Linked DNA regions of Homo sapiens: region 2 is linked to region 1. Evidence: chromatin loops called from intact Hi-C (ENCODE). Cell type or tissue: mammary epithelial cell. All regions are shown on one strand.

Region 1 (8,000 bases):
GGAAGCTGAGAGCCAAATTTGAAGCCAAATCAAAAAAATTATGTTAATTCTTAATATTAGCATCTTCTCATGTTACTCTTCCCTGGTATTGTTTTCTGTTTTCCTTTTATTACCCTCATTGTTACATTTGTATATAAAGGACGATTCTTCCTTATTTCTTTTCTCTCAATTTAGAAAGTGAAAGCAAGCATCTTTTTTGTTAAAGAAATGTAGCATTTTCGTTAGAAATTTCATTTCACTAGAAATGAAAATACTGTTTCACCACCTGATTATTTTGTTCATCTCAATTTGTGTAATCATATAGGATTTTTGTCTTGGCCCTTGAAATTTAGAAAGTACAGCTAGCTGCAGCACTCTTTTTAATCTTGGCTGCCCGTTAGTGAACCCTTTTGACCTAATGACTGACCTCTTTTCAGTTGAGAGAATTTTTCTTCTATTATTTCTTTGATGATGATTGCTTCCCCTTCATCTCATCTATTCACTCATGAAGATAATTATTTCTTAGAAATAAACACTTTTAAGGTGGCCAATTCACCTGATTTGCTTGTAACTTTCCCAGTTTTAGCACAAACCGGATGGTTGGTCACCCTACACTTGGCTAAGCTATTGAATCTCTGAGTATAGTGGTTTTCAAACTCTTCATCATGAGAATAGAGTTTTATATATTTTTAAATCTCCAATCCATTGTGGACTGATATTTTTGAAAATACAATAAAAATAAATACAACAAAAATGAGATAAAAAATATAAAAGACAAACCCAATTTTAAAAATTATTAGATTCAACAGAATTACAGTTACTCTGTCAAATTGCTCTGAAAATTTTAAATGAGGACTCTCAGTTTCTATTGGTTGCTTGTAAAATCTGCAGTCACCTAGTGGACAAAACTTTGAATAGTCCCACTCTAGGATTTCTCTAATCTGCTCTGATAATCCCTTGCATCTTCTCCACCCCACATTCCGTTCTCTGCAGCCTGGGCTAAATGCCTTTTTTGTGTTTACATACCCCATTACAGTAAGCTGTGTACTTCCTGAGGGGCAGTGATGAAGTCTTATTTATCTTTCTATGCCCAGCACTCAGCACACTGCCAGGCAAGAAGTTTGTTAGGCTGTTGTATTTATTCAATCTTTGTTGAGGCTAGAAGAAATTACAACCAAGTTTTAGTTATGGTTGTTTTGGGAAGGATGGGACTGTGGGGGCTTTGCTTATTTTTGTACTTTTCAGTGTTTTCTAAGTTTTTCTAACACATGTGTTAAAAATGGGAAGATTTAAGGATTATTCTAACAATCGATATTGTAGAATAAGTGACATCTACCTCATCATGGCTTGTGGTCAGTAAAAAGTCCCCTTTCACAGTGTAGTTGACTTGTAGGACAGAGCCCAGTTTGTGTGAGAAAAAGAAAACAATACTAAACAATCCTTGTCATCATTGAGGAACAGGATCCTACTCTCATCCTATTTCGATTAGGAAAGTCATCAAGAGATTAAAATTACTAATTTTGGAAGACAATCAGGAAATTTTGTACAAAATTCCTCCTAAATATAGAGGATAGAAAGTGTTTCCTTTTCACACTGGGTCCCTTTTCAAGTGGCCTGTGATATTGTGAAGTTTGATAACTACCTTGTTTGTATTACTCAGATGCTGGAATAACTGGATGGGATCATTTAAACTATGAGTGATGGGGTCCTGACTTCCCTACCCAAAGAATAGTACTATTTGAACTGGCAGTTAATCACAGCTTTTTTAAAAGTGACTTATCTCTAATGTACAATATGACTAATTTAGCAGCTAAGCAATTTCATTGTGATCTTGGTGTCCGTGGAATTCCTGTCACCTATCCAACAGTTAAGTCATATTGCATAACTGTGGGGTGACATCACCATGCTACAAGATTATTGGCTGGAGACAAGAAAAAAAAGTTTCCTGGACTGTAAGCCTTTCCGGTATCTGAACGAACGACTTGTGCTGTTACTGCAGTACAGCCAGAGAGAAAAGTAAAAAGGGATTTATAGTGGCTGGCTTTTGGTGTGTCACTGGAAATCACAGTCTGTAGCACACGAGGAGATTCTCCAATGTGCCTAATTATGAGATCTCTTCCCTTTGTGTCATATTCCACAGTATCGGTCATTAAGATGTGGGGTGAGACAGCCGAGACAATGGCATTCTCTTGTAATTAGAGCATTTTATTTTTCTAAGAACTTTATAGTCTTCCCTTTAGAAGCAATACTTTAAAAAAATGCAGTCCACCATCTGCTATACACATAGAAACTGAAGAGATGGTCAGCGGGGACCCAGCTGAAAACCTTTTATGGCTGAAAGCCCGTTTATTTCCCAGGGAACTGGTATACAGGTTAATCACCACATAATACATACATTTGATTTAATTGTATAAGATATCAAACTTTAAAACTACCCACAGAAATGCCTAAATCCTGGAGCAATAGCTGATTGAAATTTGGGAATATAATGGCTAACCTTTATTGTTTACTATTTATTGTTTACCATCACTGTTCTGGCTAAAATTTATTGTTTACTATTTATTGTTTATTATCAGGTTCGAAGTAATTTACATATATTAATTCATTAAATCCTATGAAGGCAATACTATTATTATTCCCAGGTTAAGGATGAGGGAATGGAGACTGTGAGATCACAAAACTGGAAAGGAGTAGAACCAGGATGTGAATCCAAGTGGTTCAGCACCACAGCACACAGTCTTAACTGTTGCCTTGCACTGTATATTTTGTAATAATAATAACAACAACAATTATTACTACTCCTGCTGTTGATACTACCACTGCTACTTCCATCTACTAAATGCTTTTTATCTGACAGACTCTGAATTATAACCATCATATCTCTTCATCAACTCTACGAGATAGAAACTGTGCCATTATTATCCCCACTTGATAGATTAGGAAAATGAGACACATAGAAAATCAGTCACACAGACAGTAGGTAACAAAGCAAGGATTCAACCTCTGTCTAGATCCAGACTCCATGCTTTTAACCACCATACTACACTGCTTTTCAATAGCTGCCATTTATTGAGTACCAACTAATGTGTAATCCTAACAAATATCCTGCATTGTAGGTATTATTAGTCCTAATTTACAGATGAGAGAATGGAGGTCCCAAGAAATCAGGTAACTTGCCAGTTTCTAAGCAGCAGAGCCAGAATTCTTCCAACTTCATTGAACACCATTATAACACAATACCTCTAAAAATTCGAAACAATTCTGATGCAGGATGACAGAATGTAAGTCAGGTAAAGGGCTGGTATCTCAGGAGTCACTTAGTGCAAAGAGTGATATCTTGGTCTGGGCATCCCCAAGGGTGGGGCCTGGTAAAAAGATGCTGGAAGTGTCTTACACGTCAGCAGTCACTGAGGGGTGGTGCTCTGATGGAGGGGCAGTCTTCCTTGAGTGCACCCTGTTCATCTGTGAATTCTGGATGATCCCCTGAGTGTGGGCAGATTCCTCTCTCTCCCGTCAATTCTCTTTCTCTTTTCATTCCCCTTGATATTTCCAAAACGGCACTCCTCTGCCCTCCTTCGTTTAGTAAGGAGTCTTGCACATGCTCAGTTCTCTTGCCTTGTAAGGGTTTTCTCCCCACCCCCAAGCCTCCTCTCCTTTTCTAGCACATATTCAGCCCTCTGGAATGTGGCCACCCATAAGCATGACACACATTTTCAAAGGGCTTTAGAAATGCATGTGATTAGTGAATTAAATTTTGTTAAAGGGGAAGTGTATCAATACTGCACATATGTAACCTGTTAATTTCACAGTATGGGCATCCTGCCTTCAAAAATATAATAATTTTAAAAATCGGAAATCACAATAAAAAGCAAAACAAACAAAGACTGAAAAACAGTTTGAATATTGCAAGAAAATTTACCCCAGAGTTTTTAAGTATAAAGAGCCTCTGTGGTTTATTTAAATTCTTATTCTATTAAAGGAAATCAAATGTATTCATTTATTCCTGGGGACACAGAGAATAAAAATATGTATGACACATCCAGCATGTACCTAAATACTTAAAAAGTGAAGTCAAGGCCAGGTGCAGTGGCTCATGCTTGTAATCCCAGCACTTTGGGAGGCCAAGGTGGGCAGATCACCTGAGGTCAGGAGTTCGAGACCAGCCTGACCAACATGGAGAAACCCTGTCTCTACTAAAAAAAATATGTAAAATTAGCTGGGTGTGGTGGCACATGCCTGTAATCTCAGCTACTTGGGAGACTGAGGCAGGAGAATCGCTTGAACCCGAGAGGCAGAGGTTGCAGTGAGCCGAGATCACACCATTGCACTCCAGCCTGGGCAACAAGAGGGAAACTCCGTCTCAAAAAAAAGAAAAAAAAAAAAGTCAAATGTCCTAAGAGTGAAACAAATGGTAAAATAGGGTTGTTCTAATAAGGAAACAAATCCCCTGAAGCAAATGATCAGGGAATCTTCTTGAAGGAGGAGAGACTTGGCTGGAACTAACAGAACTGGTAGAACAACAAGAGGTTGATATTAGAAGTTAAGGAAAGGACAGCCCATACAGGGAACTAGTGTGAGACAAAAAGACAAGAATAAGGGATGAGGCCATGAATCCTCCTTGAGGGTAAATAGCTATTAAGTAATATAGAATATTTTATAAAAATATGACGGGATGGTCAGTTATTTGTTTGCTTTTATAGCAGAGAATAGGAAGTAGTGGAAATGTGTCTCATCTTAAAATTAGAAAGGGGAAAAGCTTAACATATTGATGTGCTATGAGTTGGCCATTCCCTGGACCCATGCATCTCCCTTTAATGAAGATAGAAGTAGACTCAGCATTATAAGCAACTCAACAGCCCCCAAAAGGTGTGCTCCTCTAAAATTCACTCCAATAACTCTCAATGGGCAGGGAGTCTACTCCTGATTAAGACCTGGATCCTAATCAGATGACCTCCTGGGTCATCTGATCTTCTCAGTGACCTCGGGTGAATCATCCCATCTTCCCTGCTCTGAGTTTATATTGCTGAAAAATTGCAAGGTCCTTCTATTCAGAGAGTCAGTAAATAAGGTATGGGAACTTCTCTCATGTGCTGTTTGTGGTCCTAATCAGTGACTGGGGATGGATTTTTTTTTTTTTTTTTTTTTTTTTGAGACGGAGTCTCGCTCTGTCGCCCAGGCCGGACTGCGGACTGCAGTGGCGCAATCTCGGCTCACTGCAAGCTCCGCTTCCCGGGTTCACGCCATTCTCCTGCCTCAGCCTCCCGAGTAGCTGGGACTACAGGCGCCCACCACCGCGCCCGGCTAATTTTTCGTATTTTTAGTAGAGACGGGGTTTCACCTTGTTAGCCAGGATGGTCTCGATCTCCTGACCTCATGATCCACCCGCCTCGGCCTCCCAAAGTGCTGGGATTACAGGCGTGAGCCACCGCGCCCGGCCGGGATGGATTTTTATACCCAAGACTTCTGTAAGATAAATGAGTTCACTTTGGTTCTTCACTGACAAGTGCTTTGGGATGTGGTCCTGAGGAGATCACTTCATTCGCTCATTCAGATGTTGAATGAGTGCCGACTGTGGTAGTCAGCCTCCAAGATGGCCCCTGATGACTCCCTCCTTCCTGGTATGCATGCTGGGTAAGTGCCCTTGGACATTTGTCAGTGGTGTTCTGTGGGTCCAATAGCATACGGCAGAGTGATGGTATGTCACTTCTGAGATAGATGATTGGAGAAACTGTGGCTTCTGCCTTGTTCTCTCTTGGATCACTTCCTCTGGAGGAAGCCAGCTGCCATCTCATGAAGACATTCAGTGACCTATAGACAGGGCCATGTGGAACTGAGGGCCTCTGCCAACAGCCAAAGAGAATCCAATGCTTTTTGTCAACAGTTCTGTGAGTAAACCAGCTTAGAAGCAGATTCAGCAGCCTCAGCCAAGTCTTTGGATGATGCAGCCTTGGCTGGCACCTTGAATTGAGCCTTGTGAAAGACCCTGAGAACCCACTCATCAAAGCTGCTCCTAGATTCCTGACTCTCAGAAACTGTATGACACAGTTAATGTTGGTTGCTTTAAGCTGCTAATATTTGGGGTATTTTGTTAACATAGCAACAAACAACTAATAGACCTACCATTTGTCTGTTCCTGTGCCAGGTACTGGGAATGAATATAGCTTAAGAATTTGCCTTCTAGAACCTAACAGTACTCAGGGAAAAAAAAATCAAAACCAAACAAACCAAAACAAGACCCAGGTGTATAAGTACCTACTTACAACACAGTACAACAAACGCTGCGAGGGAAATCCCTACAAGTGCTGTAGGAGACAACAGATATATAATAACGCACTCTATTTGGAGAGAGAAGGGGTACAGAAAAGCTTCACAAATAGACATTAGCGATTAGTCTCTAAGAAAAATCAGGACTTTTCCAGGCAAAAAAGACAGAATAAAATATGCAAAGACCCAGAGGTGGGAGACCCATGGTGTGCCTTAGGGAATGTGTTCAATTCCATGTAGTTATGGCTAAGGATTCATATGAGGATTCCCTGCTAGGGAAGATCAATTTATCCTAAGATATGAGAAGCCATTGACAGATTTTAATGAGGAGATTGACAGAATCAGATATATGTTTTAGACAGACAGCTGGTGTTGGATCACAAGGAGGGCATGGTAGAATTAGAGACAAGGAAAGATGGAGGCCGTATAGAAAACTACGGTAGTTCTTTACAGTAGCTACCCACGTTAGAGACTAGTGAGCTTCTGATGTGATTGTATCACTCATATTTTTCACTGATCATGTATATATATTTTTTGAGACAGAGTCTCACTCTGTCATCCAGGCTGCAGTGCAGTGGTGCAATCTCACTACAACCTCCACCTCCTGGGTTCAGCAATTCTCATGCCTCAGCCTCCCAAGTAGCTGGGATTACAGGTGTGCGCCACCATGCCTGGCTAAGTTTTGCATTTTTAGTAGAGATGGGTTTTGCCATGTTGGCCAGGCTGGTCTTGAACTCTGACCTCAGGTGATCTGCCTGCCTCGGTCTCCCAAAGTGCTCGGATTACAGGCAGGAACCACTGCACTCGGCCAAGACATATTTATTATATATTATTACATATTCAGACATAATAATTTTTTTTGGTTTTCACTTTGAAATGATTTCAGATTTATGAAAAAATTTCAGGAATAATGCAAGAAATTCTTATATACTCTTTACCCAGCTTCCTCAAATGTTAACATGCTATATAACCACAGTATAATTTTTAAAATCAAGACATTGACTGGGCCCGGTGGCTCACACCTGTAATCTCAGCACGTTAGGAGGCCAAAGTGGGAGGAACACTTGAGGCCAGGAGTTAAGAGATCAGCCCAAGCAACATAGGAAGACCCCATCTCTACAAAAAATTAAAAAGTTAGTTGAGCATGGTGGTGTGTGCCTGTAGTCTCAGCTACTGGAGGAGGGGGTTGAGGTGGGAGGATCACTTGAGCCTGGGAGATCGAGTTTGCTGTGAGCCGTCATCAGGCCACTGCACTCCACCCTGGGTGACAAAGTGAGACTCTGTCTCTAAATAAATAAATAAAATCAGGACATTAAGATTGATACGCTTTTAATTAATCAACTGACTTTATACAGATGTTCCTTGTTGTCTGATTAGTGTACATTTTCTGGTCCAGGATCATACCTTGCTTTTAGTTGTCATGTCTTGTTAGTCTCCTTTAATCAATATCTCAACTCTTCTTTGTTTTTCATGACCTTCACGCTAATGAAGACTACTATCCAGTTATTTTGTAGAATGTTCATCAACCTGGGTTTAGTTTATCTAATATTCCTCATGATTAAATTTAGTTATGCATTTTTGGCATGAATACCATAGAAATGATGTTATGTGTTCTCAGTCCATTGTATTGAAAATCATATGGTATTGTTATGTCTCATTACTGGTAATGTTAATTTTGATAACTTGGTCAAAATTTTTTTGCCCAGGTTTTACACTATAAAGTTTTACACTATAAAGTTATTGTGATTCCTTTTGCA
Region 2 (8,000 bases), 83 kb after region 1:
ACCATGGAATACTACACACTCATGAAATAGAACAAAATTGCCTGGCCAACGTGGTGAAACCCCATCTCAACTAAAAATACAAAAAAAAAAAAAAATTAGCTGGGCATGGTGGCAGGTGCCTGTAATCCCAGCGATTCAGGAGGCTGAGGCAGGAAAATCACTTGAACCTGGGAGGCAGAGGTTTCAGTGAGCGGAGATCGTGCCATTGCACTCCAGCCTGGGTGACAAGAGTGAGACTCTGTCTCCAAAGAAAAAAAAAAAAAAGAAAAAGAAAGAAAGGAACAAAACTGTGGTCTTTGCAGCAACATGGATGGAGCTGGAGGCCATCATCCTAAGCAAATTAATGCAGGAACAGAAAACCGAATACCACATGTTCTCACTTATAAGTGAGAGCAAAACATCGAGAACTCATGGACATAAAGGTGGCAACAATAGACACTGGGGACTATTAGAGAGTTGAGGAGGGGTTGAAAAACTAACAGTTGGGTACTATTCTGTATCTGGGTGACAGGATCATTTGTACACCCAACTTCAGCATCATGCAATATAACCAGGTAACAAACTTGCACATGTACCTCCTGAGTCTAAAATAAAAGTTGGAGCTGGGCGTGTTGGCTCACGCTTGTAATCCTGCCACTTTGGGAGGCTGAGAGGGTGGATTACTTGAGTCCAGGAATTTGAGACTAGCCTGGGTAACACTGGCAAAACCTCGTCTCAACAAAAAAGTACAAAAACCTTAGCTGGGCATGGTGGGCACACCTGTAGTCCCAGCTACCACTGAGGCTGAGTTGGGAGGATCACTTGAGCCCAGGAGGTGGAGGTTGCAGTAAGTCAAGATTGCACCACTGCACTGCAGCCTGGGTGACAGAGGGAGACCCTGACTCAAAAAAAAAAAAAAAAGTTGAAAAAAAAAGAAGATTCCTTGTGCTTTGCTTTTGCATCCTTTCCCCACTATTTCCCCCAATCCCTGGAAACCACTGATCTTTTAATTGTCTCTATAGTTTTGCCTTTTCAGGTGTCATATAGTTGGAATTACATAATATGTAGCTTTTTCAGACTAGCTTCTTTTACTTAGCAATATGAATTTAAGCTTTCTCTTCCATGATTTTTTATGGCTTGATAGCTTATTTTTATTGCCAAATTTCATTGTATGGATATGCCACAGTTTATTCATTCATCTACCAAAAGACATCTTGGTTACTTCCAATTTTTGACAACTGTGAATAAATTTGCTGTAAACATTCATGTGCAGTTCTTTTGTGTGTGGGCATAAGTTTTTAACTCATTTTGATTTTAGCCATTCTAATAGGTATGTGGTGGTATCTCATTTTTGTTTTAATCTGCAAATTTGTAACAGCATATGATGTGGAACATTTTTTCATATGCTTACTTGCCAGCTGTATATCGTCTTTGCAGAGGTGTCTGTTCAGATCTTTTGCTCTCTTTCTAATTAGATTGTTTGTTTTTTGTTGTTGAGTTTTAAGAGTTCTTTGTATATCCTGGGTAACAGTCCTTCCTCAGATATGTCCTTTGCAAATATTTTTTCTCAGTCTGTGCCTTATCTTTTCATCATCTTAATGAAATTTTTCACAGAGCAGACATGTTTTATTGTAATGAAATCCAACATCAATGTTGTCTTCTAGAAGTTTTATAGTTTTACATTTAGGTTTGTCATCCATTCTAAGTTAATTTTTGTGTAGTATAAGGTTAGATTCTATATTCATTTTTTGCATGTGGATGATTAATTGTTCCAGTATCATTTATTGAAAATATTATCCTTTCCCCAGTGAATTAACTTAGCTTTGTCAAAGATCAGTTGACAATACTGTGTAGGTCTTTTTCCAGATTCTCTATTCTGTTCCTGTGCTCTATTTGTCTATTCCTTCACCAATACCACATTGTCTTGCTTACTGCAGTTTGTAGTAACTCTTGAAGAAGTATAGTGTCAATCCTCTGACTTTATTCTTCTTCAATATTTTGTTGGTTATTCTGGGTCTTTTGCCTCCCTATGTAAACTTCAGAATCAGTTTGTTGGTCACCACAAAGTAACTTTCTGGACTACTTTATTGAAATTGCATTGAATCTGTAGATCAACTTGGGAAGAACTGATATTTTAACAACACTGAGTCTTCTTATCCATGAACATGGAATATCTCTTCATTTATTAGTGATCTACTTTGATTTCTTTCATTAGAGTTTTGTAGTTTTCTTCTTGTACCCATGAGATCTTATAGATATTTTGTTAAATTCATACATAAATATTTTATGTCTTTTATTTGCTATTTAATGTTGTTCTGAGCTTAAAAATTAAAATGTAAATTTTACCATTCATCTCATATCATGCAATTCCAGTTTTAAGTGCAAACATAAAACATTTAATTCATATGTAGAATCACCAGAATTACACAGTGGAAAATCTGTACCGAATGTATGTCCGTGAAAACAGCCCAGCTGGTAAATGAGAAGTGGTGGAGATGCAGGTAGTACAGCTGATCACAGAAGGATGTTAACTAACTAGAGAACAAAGAATACTTCAGCTGGAAAGGAAATAATGTTGATCTCTAGTTCAAGAAACAAGGTCCCAAATGAAAAGTGGCCAGGGTCACACAGGTAAAGAGTGATGAGAACCTCTCTTACCATCCAAGCAGCATTGTTGAAATTCACTATGTGATATTAGTTCAGGTTTCTTATATACTGGATTTCAGTTCTGCTGACATTCAAAATTTTATTGAGCTTGACTAGATACTTCTGGGAATATTCAGATATACACACTGTGAGTCCAAGTAGAATCCCAAAGCAGTTACAACTGTCACAGATGTAGCAATACCTTTGTCCCCAAAACTTGTTGAAGGAGAGACTGAATTAGAACTAGTCACACTGACATGTTTTTAATATTAGGCATTGATTTCTGCTGGGAAATATAAGAGGCATCTTCCTTCATGGGGGAGAAAAGTGACGGGTGTGTATGTGTTCTTGGCAGGAGTTTTTGCCATCTGAGCCAGGCTCAGATGGGGAGAACATCAGATTCAGAAGAGACCTCAGAGATAAACTCATTCAGTGGCTTTTAAACTGTGTTCTAGGGATCCACACGCATTTCATTACATTTATTTTATTATTTGAAAAACTAAGTTAAAAAAGGCTTACTACTCAAATGTGTTACAGATCAAGGCTTGATGTGGTAGAAATCACAGATCATGATAATCTTCAAATGTCTCATGAGGAAATGCCATACACAGTAACTTATGAAAGAGGTATACTACTTTTATCTGTGCTATGCATTGGGGAGCCATACAAGACTTCATTTTACGAAAGGATTCCCTTGCATAAAGTTAAGTTTGAAAACCACTGATCTATTCATCCCCCTCCAAATAAGCCTCTAAGAACTGTTGATAGATTCATAATACATGTTTAACAAATTTCAGCCATCATTATTTCCTACAGATAGAGAAATTGAGGCCTAGGTTGACTAAATGACTTGCCCAACACATCCAGATATTTAGCAGCAAAGCCAGAATTTTACCTGTGTCTTAACTCCTAGATCATTTTTCCTTTCACTCTATTGCAACCTCCAGATTCCATCCCCAACAAAACAGCTATGATATTAAGTCTTCCAGGCATAGGCTGTATTTACTGTCCCTTTGATCTATCCTTTTCTTAGTCCTGGGAGCCAAGAGGGGAAAAGAGAAAGAGAGAGAGAGAGAGAAAGAGAGAGAGAGAGAGAGAGAGAGAGATCTCACCAGAGGACTCACCAAGATGTTCTTATTTTGACATCTTTAACGTTGAAAAGGGACAAAAAAGTGACAATCCTGCTTTTAAATGTTTATCCCATTTTCCTTATAAAAACACTTATATGTGGCAGACCATGTATCCTAAATTTTGATCAGAAATGTGATCTTTCTTTCAGTGGTCCCAAAGATAACCAATTGTTTAGAGCCTAGAGGAAAGGGAAGAACCCACATCTACCATGAATGAATAAATGGTGAGTTCTGACCATCATCCTCCAACTCTTTTTTTTTTTTCCCAACTCTACAAACTGTGGCACTACACACAAATTTAAGGTATCCACAAACCCCACTTTTGAAAACTTTTGTCACTTATGCAGCCTGTTCTGAAGATACTTTCAAACCATTCCTTCTCCCTCCTTCTCCCATTCTCTATACATCGACATACCCTTGTCTATGCCTGTCTTTCTAGTCTTTGAACACCTCCAAATTCAGGCTTAGAGCAACAAATGAGTAAATGAGGAAAAAATTAAAGCCGTAAACCTCTTTACAAAGGCTTATATATATGATTAGAATATTATTGTAATATCTACATGGCAAATAATAGGAACTCAATAAATACTTGAATTAATAAATTTGTTTTACATATTTTTACTGAATATTTCTTATTTTCTGCCTACATGTTAAAGTGATTGTTGAAAAGTACACAGATTGATAAAATGAATAACTCAGTAAGCAAAGCTGCCTTTATAGGGAGGTTCGGCCCATGCCCCGCAACACTAGGCTACTTACTGGTGGATTTTAGTGATGGTGATGAGTGAGTTACCTGAATTCAGCCATCTTTAACCTACTCCCCCTTGTGGTTAGTGTGAGACATTTTAAGGTGTCTGGTGTGGCTTTCACTCCTTTAACACTATGTTCTGACCTAGAGATAAAATAATTCACGGACAAAACCAAACTCAAAACCAAAACATTTTAAGAGCGGACTAGTCTAATGTGAATGCGGAAAGACCTAGAGAGCCAGGCCCTTTTCTCTTGATCTCTTTCTTTCCTAAGCAGCTCCTTCACCTTCATCAAGACTCAGCTCAGGACAAACCCCTTCCAGAAAGTTTGTTCTGGTTTCTTGCTCTGTGAGTTTGGGGCCTCACCTTGTGACTGCCTTTATCAAAGAGCCTATCACTCTGTGTCTCTGCTCACTAGGTAGGTATCCCCAGTGGACTGTAAACAACCGGAGGTGGGGGCAGGAACTGTGTCTTGCATTTCTTTATTCCAAAATGTCTTCTTTTGCCAGCTATAGAGTAGATGTTCAGTAAATGTTTGTTGAAATAAATAAGTGGTTCTTGCCACTAAAAACTTTAGACAATTGGCATAATATCTCAGGTTGCAGTTTTCTCATTTATAATCTTAGAGATTTAGGACTTTAAGTCCCTAAAGAGTCTGTGTGTCTGGAATTACATTTATTATCAAAATATTCTGTAAGAATTGGTCCCCTTTTGACTTTCAAGTTCTTTTATTTGGGGTCTTTTGAATATCTTTTTGGCTCTATAGAATTGTATGTCATGGTATGTTAATATTGGAGGTGGGAATGGAAAATAGCCCAGCAGTTACTAGCAAAGATGGCATTGAAGAGATTTCTTCATAAGTAATTGTCTGAATGATTATTTTCCAAAGAAAATCATACATTCCATATAGACCTCAAATAAGTTTTTACTTACATTTTTTATTCCATTTGAAGACATACCAGCTTGTGGAGAGGTCTAGAAGTATTTCTCCTCTTGGCTTGGAATTCCCAACATATCAAGTTTTAATAATATTTGACTCAGGACCACAAAGCATTATTTAGCAAATATACAGTTTGTGTTGAAGACATTTGAGGAAACCAGACCACAGGAAGAAAAATACTGCATGATCTCACTTATATACGAAATCTTTTCAAACACTGAATAAATAGAAATGGAGAGTATAATGGCGATTGGGGTGGGAGGATGGGGGAAATGGGCAGATGTAGGTTAAAGGGGACAAAGTTGCAGTTATATAGGATGAATTGGTGTAGAGATCTAATGAATAACGTGAGGAAGACAGCTAAAAATATTACAAACTGGAAATTTGCTAAGAGAGATTTTTAGGTGCTTTTACCACACACACAAAAGTAAGTATGTGAGAGGATAGATATGTTAGTTTACTTGACTATAGTAATCACTTTATTGTATGTGTGTATATCAAAACATTGTGCTGTACATCTTAAATATATACAATAAAGAAAGTGTTCAAGCTGCCCAAGATCTAGAAGACATCAGAGAGGATTGTATACAAGTCTGGCAGTGAGGCCAAGTGAGAATTCGTTGTCTCATCCCATGTCTCTCTTTTGTTTTTGTGAGAATTTGGGTCCATCTGAGGCAGAGAGTGGTGTGCTCTAAGGATACTGAAAGCTGGAACTTTTGTTCTCCTAAAATAGGAAGCACTCAGAAGTGGGAATGTTTTCAGGAGACAGTCCTTTCAGAAATGAGGTAAAAATTTTTCAAATTAAAAAAAAATTTTGGAGGCCATGGAAAGAAACTGATATTTTTAATGAACCAAGTTAGGACAGGAGGACTCTTCAACTGGTCAGAAAATAGAATTTTAAGTAAAGGGAAGAAAAATAACTGTAGATATCAGGATGTTTGTTGTTAAGCAATAATTTTGGGGTGTGTATGTGTGTGGTATTGTTGTTGTTGTTGTTGTTTTTTGAGCCTTACTGCTAGTTTGTAAAGATGGACTTTTCGATTATAAAGAAAACTGCAGGCCAGGCATGGTGGCTCATGCCTGTAATCCCAGTGCTTTGGGAGGCAGAGGCGGGCGAATCACCTGAGGTCAAGAGTTCGAGACAAGCCTGACCAACATGGAGAAATCCCATCTCTACTAAAAAATACAATATTAGCCAGGCGTGGTGGCACGTGCTGTAATCCCAGCTACTTGGGAGGTTGAGGCAGGAGAATTGCTTGAACCCGGGAGGCAGAGGTTGAGGTGAGCCGAGATCGCACCATTGCACTCCAGTCTGGGCAACAAGAGCAAAACTCCATCTCAAAAAAAAAAAAAAGAAAAAGAAAACTGCAGTTTGAAATGTAAAATGACCCTATAATGAGGCCTGAATTTGCCTTTACTGCAGTCTTTTCAGGAATATAGGCACAGGTTAATCTGTGTGTACAGGATTATGTTAGCCTCTGAGAGACTCTGGGAAAGGGTTGTTCTATTAAAGTCATAAAGGCTCTTGTTTTCCTTCAAAGCGTATTTTTTTCTATGTAGAAAATCTACCAGAAAACCTTACCAAATTCCTCAGGATGGCAAAAAGAGTTATCTTAGATCTTCTATTCATGTTTGGGAATTCTAATAAACTGAATTCATGTTTATTTGTTTGTTTTGTTTTAAATTTTTGTGAGTACATCGTACATCTATATAGTTATAGTGTACATGAAATATTTTGATATAGACATACAATGCATAATAATCACATCCGGGTAAATAGGATATCCATCATCTCAAGCATTTATTCTTCTTTGTGTTTCAAACAGTCCAATTATAGTCTTTTAGTTATTTTTAAATGTACAATAAATTATTGTTGATAGTAGTCACTCTGTCATGCTATCAAATACTAAATTTTATTCCTTCTATCTAATTATATTTTTGTACCCATTAACCATCCCCACTTACCCCTCACCCCCACTGCCAAACTATCCTTTTCAGTCTCTGGTAACCATCATTCTACTATCTCCATGAGTTCAATTGTTTTTATTTTTAAATCCCACAGATAAGTGAGAACAGGCAAAAGTTTGTCTTTCTGTGCCTGGCTTATTTCACTTAACATAATGACCTCCAGTTCCATCCGTGTTGTTGCAAATGACAGGATATTATTCTTTTTTACGGCTGAATAGTACTCCATTGTGTATATGTACATTTTCTTTATCCATTCATTTGTTGATGGATGCTTAGGTTGCTTTCAAATTTTAGGTATTGTAAACAGTGCTGCAACAAACGTAGAAATGCAGACATCTTTTCAATATACTGATCTCCTTTCTTTTGGGTATATACCTAGCAGTGGGATTGCTGGATCATATCGTAGCTCTATTTTTAGTTTTTTGAGGAAACTCCAAACTGTTCTCCACGGTGATTGTACTAATTTACATTCCTACCAACAGTGTACAAGGGTTGCCTTTTCTCCACGTCCTTGCCAGCATTTGTTATTGCCTATCTTTGGATATAAGCCATTTTAACTTAGGTGAGATGATATCTCATTGTAGTTTT

The links. A loop is a pair of places that touch in the nucleus more often than their neighbours do. Peaks named below come from ENCODE experiments on the same cell type or tissue, not always from the same donor. Only the 100,000 strongest peaks of a DNase experiment are listed, where the experiment ranks them.
Region 2: a loop joins it to region 1, with 10 times the contacts of the local background. A loop is called at or near these places in 6 of 110 quality-filtered maps.

What each region holds. Positions count from the first base shown.
Region 1 is chr3:150,365,869-150,373,868 of GRCh38, reverse strand. No RefSeq gene overlaps it. Among named protein-coding and RNA genes, the nearest start is that of TSC22D2, 38 kb to the left of the region's middle. RefSeq lists enhancers at 1,713-2,007, 2,966-3,834. In mammary epithelial cell, CTCF peaks have their summits at 869 (motif pointing left) and 3,562; DNase peaks (open chromatin) are centred at 1,878 and 3,608; H3K4me3 peaks cover 1,681 bases; H3K27ac peaks cover 3,322 bases.
Region 2 is chr3:150,283,323-150,291,322 of GRCh38, reverse strand. The region is part of intron 2 of LINC01214 (long intergenic non-protein coding RNA 1214); the gene reads left to right. Among named protein-coding and RNA genes, the nearest start is that of LINC01214, 36 kb to the left of the region's middle. In mammary epithelial cell, a CTCF peak has its summit at 4,588 (motif pointing left); a DNase peak (open chromatin) is centred at 4,582.